Regions from separate parts of the Homo sapiens genome. Here region 2 is linked to region 1. The links are chromatin loops, found by intact Hi-C in ENCODE. Cell type or tissue: endothelial cell of umbilical vein. All regions are shown on one strand. Each heading gives the region's core, and the rest is flanking DNA. Links, peaks and the distances in the headings are about the cores only. Region 1 holds the start of CELA3B (chymotrypsin like elastase 3B). Region 2 overlaps HSPG2 (heparan sulfate proteoglycan 2).

What was found. Hi-C counts contacts between places; a loop is a spot of excess contacts. Peaks named below come from ENCODE experiments on the same cell type or tissue, not always from the same donor. Only the 100,000 strongest peaks of a DNase experiment are listed, where the experiment ranks them.
Region 2: it touches region 1 in a loop (3-fold over the local background); 6 of 110 quality-filtered maps call a loop at or near these places.

What each region holds. Positions count from the first base shown.
Region 1 is chr1:21,971,948-21,977,315 of GRCh38, forward strand. It overlaps CELA3B (chymotrypsin like elastase 3B), which reads left to right and starts at 5,075. Exons shown (of 8, transcript NM_007352.4): 1 at 5,075-5,135. The coding sequence starts at 5,093. In endothelial cell of umbilical vein, for the core only: no CTCF peak of the experiment used is centred there; DNase peaks (open chromatin) are centred at 1,384 and 2,994; H3K27ac peaks cover 3,310 bases.
Region 2 is chr1:21,907,817-21,913,184 of GRCh38, forward strand. The region is part of intron 1 of HSPG2 (heparan sulfate proteoglycan 2); the gene reads right to left. It also overlaps the pseudogene RPL21P29. Among named protein-coding and RNA genes, the nearest start is that of HSPG2, 27 kb to the right of the region's middle. RefSeq lists enhancers at 1,601-2,317, 2,032-2,081, 2,142-2,201, 2,252-2,321, 2,318-3,033 and 1 more. In endothelial cell of umbilical vein, for the core only: no CTCF peak of the experiment used is centred there; DNase peaks (open chromatin) are centred at 615, 1,775, 2,355, 3,385 and 1 weaker place; H3K27ac peaks cover 4,929 bases.

The DNA of each region.
Region 1 (5,368 bases), core at 125-5,124:
GTGGATCACAAGGTCAGGAGTTCAAGACCAGCCTGGCCAACATGGCGAAACCCCATCTCTACTAAAAATACAAAAATTAGCTGGGCGCCTGTAATCCCAGCTACTTGAGAGGCTGAGGCAGGAGAACTGCTTGAACCTGGGAGGCAGAGGTTGCAGTGAACCGAGATCGTGCCATTGCACTCCAGCCTGGGTGACAACAGCAAGGCTCGTCTCAAAAAAAGAAAAAAGCCGGGCGCCTTGCTCACGCCTGTAATCCCAGCACTTTGGGAGGCTGAGGAGGGTGGATCACCTGAGGTCGGGAGTTTGAGACCAGCCTGACCAACATGGAGAAATGCCATCTCTACTAAAAGTACAAAATTAGCCGGGCATGGTGGCACATGCCTGTAATCTCAGCTACTCGGGAGGCTGAGGCAGGAGAATCGCTTGCACCTGGGAGGTGGAGTTTGTGATGAACCAAGATTGCGCCATTGCACTCCAGCCTGGGCAACAAGAGTGAAACTCCGTCTCAAAAAAAAAAAAAAAAATTAGCCTGGTGTGGTGGCAGGTGCCTGTAATCCCAGCCCTTTTGGGGGCCGAGGCAGGTGGATCACCTGAGGTTAGGAGTTTGAGAACAGCCTGGCCAACATGGTGAAACCCCGCCTCTACTAAAAATACAAAAATTAGCCCAGCATGGTGGCAGGTGCCTGTAATCCCAGCTACTTAGGAGGCTGAGGGCAGGAGAATCACTTGCACTCGGGAGGTGAAGGTGGCAGCGAGCCGAGATCTTGCCATCGCACTCCAGCCTGGGGGACAAGAGTGAGACTTTGTTTCAAAAAAAAAAAAAAAAAAAAATGAAGATCTTGCTCATACAGGCAGAAAACAAAGAAATTTAGTAGGACTATAACATTTCTATACCAGGCTGGTTTATGAGTTACAACAATATAGCTAGTTAAAATTTGTCTTCTTTTCCATACACTTTGTTTTATTTTCCTTTCCAATTTGTGTATTTAACATTCTATCTTAGATAATGTGATAGTCATGAAGTCTTTGTGTGAGAGAGAAAAGAAGGAAGTTAATCTATAATGAAGATTGACTGTTGAGAGTGAAACAGTCTGCCCTGTCACCCTTTAGTCATTTACAACATTTTATAAAACAATGTAGGTAAAGAAAAGCTAATCGATAACACAAACAAAAGTTATGCCTTCCTGTTTACATTACTCAGGTCCCATAATCTCATTCCCTTAAGTCTAAGGTATTTTAAAGTTCCAACAGCTTAGATTTTGAATATCTTATTTTCACAGAAACTACAGGGCAATAAGGCACCAGAGTCCCAGACTCAGGACCACTGTGTGTGATTCACCGTGAACACTGGCATATTAAAGGCTCTGAGAAGTCCTGTAGGAAAGGACAATTTGAACTTTGTCTGAGCTCATACTTTCCAATCCCATCTGACCTTTAGTTCTTCACTGAGTGCCCACTGGGTTATGTTCTGGGAGCTGAGGCCACAGCAGTGAACAAAGCACACAAAACCCCCTGCCCCATGGGGCTCCGTTCTACTGGGGCCATTTATCATCAAACATCTATTAATATCTCAAGAATGTGCCCATCAGGACACCATCCATGCTGCTGCGCTTTTCCAGGCCACACAGAGGGGACACCCTCCAGGTGCACCCTGCATGAATATCAGGCTCAACCGTGCTTTCAGGGTAGGAAGCGGAGGGCATTTGAAGAGTCCTTTCCCTTCCTTCATTCATTTGTTGTCTCCTTGAATAAATGCTGTTGAAAACCTACCATGTGCCAGGCTCCCTTCTAGGTACTGGGAATCTGAAGATGAATAAGATAAAGTTTTAACCCTCGAAGAGCTTCCTATGGGGTGGGAACTAGAAAGAATGGAACTCCCCCAGTCCCAGGAAAAAGGCTCACCAGCTTCCCCTCTGTCCCCTCGCCAGCTTCCCTGCCCTCCCTCTCCTTCCCAGACTGACCTCCTAATTTTGCATACTCTCCGACCTAACTTCCACCTCCATTCAGGAAATGGCTTGCTTTGCTTCAGGCTGAGGCCTAAAGTAGATCTAACCCCTCCATCTTCCCTCTTGCGGGGCAGGTGTTGGAAGGAGGTTCATCTTCAGGGATTTCACTCAAGCTACTCCTAGGCCAGAAAACCCTCGGAGAGTTAATCAGCCGTGCAACTGCCAGTGTCAGTCCATAGGCCTTGAAGTGACCAATCAGGCAGGGGTTGTGGTGGGACAGTTGGCGTCAGGGAGCCCCTCTCCCTGGGGACCCAGCAGAGCCGACAGAGAGGCTGGGACTTGCTCAAGGTCACCTGGGTAAGAAGCCGGGAAGGCTTCTCGGTTGAAGTTGGGGGAGGGAGAGTGGACCCTCCCATGCCCGTGGGCTACCCTTCACCAGGCCAAGCAGTAACAAACCAGGGAAACTTGACCAAGTCCTGGCTTTTCTCTGGGTCATCATTTTCTTCTTCTTTTTTTTTTTTGTGACAGAGTTTTGCTCTTATTGCCCAGGCTGGAGTGCAATGGCACGATCTCGGCTCACCACAAACTCCGCCTCCCAGGTTCAAGCGATTTTCCTGCCTCACCCTCCCTAGTAGCTGGGATTACAGGCATGCGCCACCACACCCGGCTAATTTTGTGTTTTTAGTAGAGACGGGGTTTCTCCATGTTGGTCAGGCTGGTCTCGAACTCCTGACCTCAGGTGGTCCACCCTCCTCGGCCTCCCAAAGTGTTGGGATTACAGGCGTGAGCCACCGCGCCCGGTCCATCATTTTCCCTTCTGTCAGATGTAAGTGGTTGGATTAGATCGCGTTTTAGGCCCTGTGGGTTTCAGACACTCTACAGTGGAATCTGGGCTTATCGGACCTAACCCTATCTCTCCCCAGCCACCTCCTGGGCCCCTCCCTCCTTCTTCCCTGGCGTAAGGTCTGGGGAATGGCTCAGAGCTTTCAAGCTGAGCAAACAAACATGTCCGGGCACATAGGGAACAGAGGGCAGGGGAGGGCATGGCTATTTTTATCACAGTATAAAGGATTTTCACAGCTGCTTCCATTGTGTCCACACACGTTCCATGAACCCAGGCTATCAGAGTGGCTAGGCTGTGATTGGAGGGGGTTCACTCCTAAAACAAAACCTGCCCAGCAAGATGCCTGACTTTCCCCCAGGAGGGATCTATTTAAATTGCCCCGTCTGGCCGGGTGCAGTGGCTCATGCCTGTAATCCCAGTACTTTGGGAGGTCGAGGTGGGTGGATCACCAGAGGTCAGGAGTTGGAAACTAGCCTGGCCAACATGGTGAAACCCCATCTCTACTAAAAATACAAAAATTAGCCAGGCGTGGTGGTGCGCGCCTGTAATCCCAGCTACTCGGGAGGCTGAGGCAGGAGAATCGCTTGAACCCGTGAGGTGGAGGTTGCAGTGAGCCAAGATCGCACCACTATAAAAAAAAAAAATCTATTGTGTGAATATGCTACACATATTGACCTATGAACCTTGATGGACGTGGGAGTTGTTTCTAGGTCTTTGCTGTTGAGGTTTGAGAACAGGGGCTGCGGCAAACAATCTCATCCACACCTCCTGGAGCACATGCCTAAGGTTTTCTCACGGTGTAGACCTAGGAGGGAAACCGCTGGATCACCTGTGAATTCCACTTTCGGGGTTGCCTGCTCTTTGACCTCATCTCCCACCCCTCTCTACTTTGACTACCAAGCTCCTGTCACACTGGCCTCCCTTTCCTTGAACAAGCCAAGCCCATTGCAGCCTCCAGAACTTCGCACCTGCTGTCGCCTCCCTTCAGAACGCGTTTCTTTCAGGGATTCCCGTTGCTGGCTTTTACTTATCCTCAGGACTCCATCAGATATGACCTCCTCAGCCCAAATGTCACTTTCTCTGTCCCCCTCATCTAAATGACTTACTCCATTCCTACCCCAATCACCCATTTTCATTTTCTTTTTTTTTTTTTGACACGGAGTCTCGCTGTCGCCCAGGCTGGAGTGCAGGGGCGCCATCTTGGCTCACTGCAGGCTCTGCCCCCTGGGGTTCACGCCATTCTCTTGCCTCACTCTCCTGAGTAGCTGGGGCTACAGGCGCCCGCCACCTCGCCCGGCTAACATTTTGTATTTTTAGTGGAGACGGGGTTTCACCGTGTTAGCCAGGATGGTGTCGATCTCCTGACCTCGTGATCCACCCACCTCAGCCTCCCAAAGTGCTGGGATTACAGGCGTGAGCCACCGTGCCCGCCCCATTTTCTTTTCTGTTTTGTTTGTTTGTTTGTTTGTTTTTGAGACAGTCTTGCTCTGTGGCCCAGGCAGGAGTGCAGTGGCATGATCTCGGCTCACTGCAACCTCTGCCTCCCTGCCTCCTGGGTTCAAATGATTCTCCTCCCTCAGGCTCACAGTAGCTAGGATTACCGGTGCTGGGATTATAGGTGCCCACCACCACGCCTGCTAATTTTTGTAGTTTTAGTAGAGATAAGGTTTCACCATGTTTCAAACTTCTGACCTCAATTGATCCTCCCACCTTGGCCTCCCAAAGCGCTGGGATCACAGGTGTGAGCCACCGCTCCTGGCCTAGACTCAAACTCTAGAAGGGCTGAGACCATGTATTTTTCACAGCTGTATCCCCTAGAACAGTGCCTGATACATAGAGAAAAAGTGCTCAACAAAAAATTTTTTGTGGAGGTGGGTACTAATATAAATCTCATGTTAGAGAGCAGAAAACTGAGACTCAGAGAGGTTAAGCCATGCGCCCAAAGTCGCAGAGCTTGGAGGTGGCAGAACCAGGATTGAACCGTGGTCTGCCCGGTTCCAGTGCCCCTGTTCTTTCCGAAAGAGGAGGTCTTGTCCTGACATGAGCTTTTCTTCCTGAACTCTTGTTATCAGTTGGCCACTCCACACCACCTGTGCGGCCACCTGTTGGAGGGAACGCTAGGTCCTTCCTTTGGCTGTCACTCCTCCATCTGCAGTGAGTGAGAACTGTGGCCTTGGACCATGGGAGACCTGCATTTCCACCACCTGTTCTGGGAGTGGGGCCCAGTCAGCCCCCTTTGCTTACCTTCTGCCCTATATTAGAGCCCCAGGTTCTGTGCCCTTTTCCTATCATCGCAAAACTCATGATGCTCCGGCTGCTCAGTTCCCTCCTCCTTGTGGCCGTTGGTAAGACCCCAACCTGTGTGTGTGCTCCCTGGGCTGCCCTAGATTAGGAATCCTTGAAATCTACCACTTGCTCTAAGTCCCATGACACCCTATGCCTGGTTCCACAGGAGGGGGTCTCAGCTTGTACCCGGGGGCATGACTGTGGGGGCTTTCAGCTTATGATGGAGCAGGAGAGTGGAGGGGAAGCCGTGGATGGAGAAAGACCCCAAAGGGCTGTGGTGGAAGTCCTTGAT
Region 2 (5,368 bases), core at 78-5,077, 64 kb before region 1:
AATCCACCTCTTTCCTTTCTATATTCTCACCTACATAAATATCTGGTTCAGCCCTTGGTTAGCTGTGAGGCCATGAGCAAGTCATTTCTCCTCTCTGTGCCTCCGTTTCCTCATGTGTAAAATGGGCACGATCATTCATAGTAATAATATCTATCTCATACGGCTGTTGTGAGGGTTAAATACAGATGTAAAATGCTACAGATAACACAGCACATGGTGAATGTTCTATAAGTGTTTGCTGCCTTTCGGCCGGAACCGCCATCTTCCAGTAATTCGCCAAAATGACGAACACAAAGGGAAAGAGGAGAGGCACCCAATAGATGTTCTCCAGGCCTTTTAGAAAACATGGAGTTGTTCCTTTGGCCACGTATATGCGAATCTATAAGAAAGGTGATATTGTAGACATCAAGGGAATGGGTACTGTTCAAAAAGGAACGCCCCACAAGTGTTACCATGGCAAAACTGGAAGAGTCTACAATGTTATCCAGTATGCTGCTAGCATTGTTGTAAACAAACAAGTTAAGGGCAAGATTCTTGCCAAGAGAATTAATGTGCGTATTGAGCACATTAAGCACTCTGAGAGCCGAGATAGCTTCCTGAAACGCGTGAAGGAGAATGATCAGAAAAAGAGAGAAGCCAAAGAGAAAGGTACCTGGGTTCAACTAAAGCGCCAGCCTGCTCCACCCAGCAAAGCACACTTTGTGAGAACCAATGGGAAGGAGCCTGAGCTGCTGGAACCTATTCTCTATGAATTCACGGCATAATAGGTATTTAAAAAAAAAAAAAGACCTCTGGGCTGTTAAAAAAAAAAAAGTGTTTGCTGTGATTATCTTTGTTATTTTGATTAAAATAAGGGTCTCACTGCTTAATGAGTTTGAAAGCCATCAACTTAAACGACCCCAAAGCTTCCTCTGGTTTTGATATTTTAGAGCACTGACACTCTAAAACATTAGGATTCTAAAATTCTAGGCTGTGTCCCACCTGCAAAAGGAACAGGGCTAAAGGAGGGGATTACAAAGTCAGGACAGGCTGGGTGCGGTGGCTCACGCCTATAATTCCAGCACTTTGGGACTGGTGGTCAGGAGTTCGAGACCAGCCTGACCAACATGGTGAAACCCCGTCTCTACTAAAAAATACAAAAATTAGCCGGGCATGGTGGCACATGCCTGTAATCCCAGCTACTTGGGAGGCTGAGGCAGGAGAATCGCTTGAACCCGGGAGGTGGAGGTTGCAGTGGGCCAAGATGGCGCCATTGCACTCCAGCCTGGGCGACAGAGTGAGACTCCATCTCAAAAAACAAAAACAGAAACAATGTCAGGACAGAGCCAGAAGGAGTCAGGCTGCAGAGACCCGCTGAGCAAAGGGTCATCATCACCATCATCCTCATCATTCATTTATACCTCCCCTCTTGCCCTGTTCCAAAAAGGCTGCAGACAGCTTACAAAGATGCACACTTAACAGCCAAGAGAATATTAACTAAAGAAATATAAGAAAAACTCAGGCAGGGCAGGCAGATGGAGCCTGGAGTGAGGCAAGCAGACAGAGAGCACATGCTGAATCCCAGAGATCTAGGAAAGGGACAACTCATGTGGCCCTGAGCTTGCCAGCAGCCAATGGGAAGAAGGAAACCTGACCAGTCCCTAGATTCCATGTCTCACAATGTAAAAACAAACCAGTTGCTTAGAAAAAGCACAACTATCCCTGATACTGAGAGCAGGGAATGTCCCAAGGGACAGGCTTGTCTGGCACCCTTCTCTGCCTCATCAGTGGGGCTGGCATCCCCTCAGAGTCTGCTGACCATGACCCTTTGAAGCTGAAGCCAGGGGCAGAGGCTACAGTGATCAAAGATTCAGGGAGCTGGAATGGCAGTCCAGTCAGTACCCCACCAACCTCACCCCAGCAGCCTTGGTCTAGGCAGGATTACCCATCACTCCCCAAACCCGAACACAGCCAGTGCCCAAAATAGCTAGAGCAGGAGAGGGTGCCAAGAGGCCCTGGCAAGGGCCTGGGCTAGGCCCACCTACAGGAGGGCCCAGTGGGCCAATGCACACATACCTCTGGTGCACAAAGAGGCACCTTCAGTCAGGCACAGAGCCGTCCCTGGGAGTCCCCCACCCACCAGGCTCCCCCCTCAGCTGCACGTTGCTCACGCAGAACTTGAGCTGCTGCTCCACCCTTCCCACAAAGCAGGCCTTCCTGCCTGAGCCAGACTAGAAAAGCCTTCCACAGAAATGCCACCGCACCATATAGGGAAGTGCCTGAAGACCTCCCCGCCCCACCTCCAGAATCTGCCAGAATCAGCCCCCTCAGGATCCTCCATGGCGATGTTGGTTCCTCCCTGGGTCCCCCAGCTGCAGACCAACACAATGGGGGCTATTCTGGGCTGCACGGGGTATTTAAAGCTCTGACTGGGCCTCCTCCCTGGGGAACAAAAGGCCTTGCCCTCCGTAAGACCTTCCTGAAATTGTTCCTGCCCAGACTGTGGTGGCTGCATCCTGTACTGTTCCCCACCTCCCCTGCCAGGCCCTGAGGCCCTGTAAGATTCAGCACAAAATGCCTCCTCCAGGAAGCCCACAGGGCTGCCTCCTGTGCTCAGCAGCACTGCCTGAGACCCTCAGAAAAGCTGGGTCCTGGCTCAACTCTGCCATCGATCTTCTCTGGGTCCCAGTTTTCTCATCTGCAAAATATGGATGTGAATCCCAGTGTGTGAAAGCACTCCAGAGGCTTCCATGGTTAGGATGAGTAGTGTCTCTCCAGCCACTTTGTGAAGCAGAATATAAGCAGGAACGGGAATTGGTCTGTTTTGTCGCTGCCCTTTTTCTAGCACCTGGCACACAGTAGGTGCCAAATAAATATTTACTGACTGATACAAATATTTAAAGAATGTGTCTGTAGCCTCCATAGAACCACCCAGAATGCCAGGCACACAGGTGGTTAATACCCTCGATGGTAACGTTGCCAGCTCTCAGCTTGAGCACAAAGAACACATCAAGCCTTATGCTAAGTACCTGATGTTAATTATCTGATTTAATTTGCTCAACAGTCCCAAGAGGTCGGTACCATTATCTTATTTCACAAGCAAGAAAACGGGAGTTCCAGTCCAGGTGGTTAAGCAGCTCGCCTGAGGTCGCAAATGGCCAAGCTGGGAGTCAAGCCCAGGAGCCCTGAAGCCCCTGGCATCCTGCGCCAAATGCACATTGAAGAAAGGCAGTCGGAGAGCACTGGGTGGGGAGCCAGGAGCCTGAAGTCAGCCACTAAGCTGTGTGACTTCAAGCAAGTTGCTTGGCCTCTCTGAATCAGTTTTCTCTTCCATAAAAACAAGGGCATGAATTCCTCTTCTTCAGGTCGTTGGTAGGATCAAAGGAACCAAAGATGTGACTCTGTCTCCCACACTAGCCCCAGCCCCTCCCCAAGGGCAGCAGCTGTGAAGGATGGTGGGAAGATGTACTGGGAGGAGGGGGCTACCCAGAGCTGGCCCCAGAACAAAGCTCCACAGCTGCTGACAACAGCTGGGGAGAGCTCTGGGCCTGGCCCAAGCAGGGGGAGAATGGGCAGGCTGGGAAGTCACCTCTGGCCCTCCTCTGTCACCCTTCCCTGCTGACAGCTGCTGAGGCCTCAGGGCCAAGGGCCCCAGAGCAGGCAGGGAGTGGGGGTGTGGAGGGGGTGGGCGGGCTGGCTGGGGTCATCTTAGTCCTCATGCTGTCAACTGCTCAAGCCTCAGGGTGCCTGGCCTCGCTGTCCCATAGCACAGCCCTTTACCCAGTTCCCTGGGAAGCCTGGGTGGAGAGGCCGGAGCAAAGGTCTGGGGCTGAACATGCCTTAACTGGAGCCTGGCCTGCTCCAGGGCCCCCGTGGGGAGGTGCAGGGCCGGGAGGGAGGGAGTCCTGAAGAGGCTTGCAATTTCCCTGGTGCACAGCCCCACTGCAGGCCCTTCAGGAAACGTCCCTGGAGGCTGTGAGCTTGGCCCACCCCAGCCCATCTCAGCCCCCTCAGCTGCCGGCCAGCCCAGCTCCACTCCCAGTTCGGTGCCAAGCCTTTCCAGCCCGCTCCAGCCCACGCAGCTCTCTCTCCTCTGAACTCTCACATACCCATAATTACAACTGACCATATTTTCCAAAGCAGAAATCAAGAAACCACTAAATAAAGGATTTCTGGGCTACTTCTGAGTGTCAGAGGCAGCCTGGGAGGTGAAGTTTGGATGCAGAGGTATTCAAATCTCTGAGACACGTTGATAGTTTTTTGCGATGACTACTATATCTATCATATTTTATTAATAAGTCAAAGCCATCCTAGGAAATGTGTGTTGGGCACATGCCACCCCATACCACTGTTAACTGTTGACTGGACACTTTAGCCTGGCAGTTTCCTAGCTGTGTGGCCCTGGGCAAATCACTTGACCTCTCTGAGCCTCTGTGTCTTCATCTGTAAAATGGGAATAAAAATGACCCCCTCACAAGGCTGCCGTCAGAATTCAACAGGACAACCTAAGTGCTAGTATCAGGCACTTACGAGGTGTAAGTACCACTTCTTCCTTCTCTCCCAGTCCTATCCACCCCAGAGCTCACACACCAAGTGAGTGAGCTCTCCAAAGACCCCCGGGGAGAATGAGACACAAGAGAAACCTGCCTGCAAAAGGTTCCAATGCATTCCTGGATCCTGTACTGTCCAAGCTGGGAGGGATCACCTAGCCAACACCCTCACTTATCAGATGGGGAAACCAAATCCCAAAGAAGGGAAGTGAGCATGTTATGGGGAACCAACCAGACTTGGAGGGCCTGGGTTCAATCCCATCTCTGACACTTCCGGCTGCTGGGGAACTTTATCACTTTGAGCCTCATTTTTGTGCCTCCCATACCCCCATAATGTTGGATTAATAATTATTGCTGGGCGCAGTGGCTTGTGTCTGTAACCCCAGCAATTTGGGAGGCCGAGGCAGGCGGATTACTTAAGATCAGGAGTTTGATACCAGCCTGGCCAACACGGTGAAACCTCATCTCCACTAAAAATATAAAAATTAGCACAGCATGGTGGCATGTGCCTATAATCTCAGCTACCTGGGGAGCTGAGGCAGGAGAATCACTTGAACCCGGGAGGCGGAGGTTGCAGTGAGCTGAGATTGCACCACTGCACTCCAGCCTGGGCGAAAGAGTGAGGCTCTAGCTCAAAAAAAAAAAAAAAGCTGGATTATGTATACAGAGTGTTAAGAATGGTGCTTTTGGGCAGCCGTGAGAAGAGAGAGGAGCCTCCCAGCAACTCGATTGGCAGAGGCAGATCCAGGACCCAGCCTCTTGGTTCCTAACAAAGGGTCATTTACCTTTCACGAAGCCACCTCCTCCTCTCCTTGGGGCAAGGATTCTCAAAGGCCAGG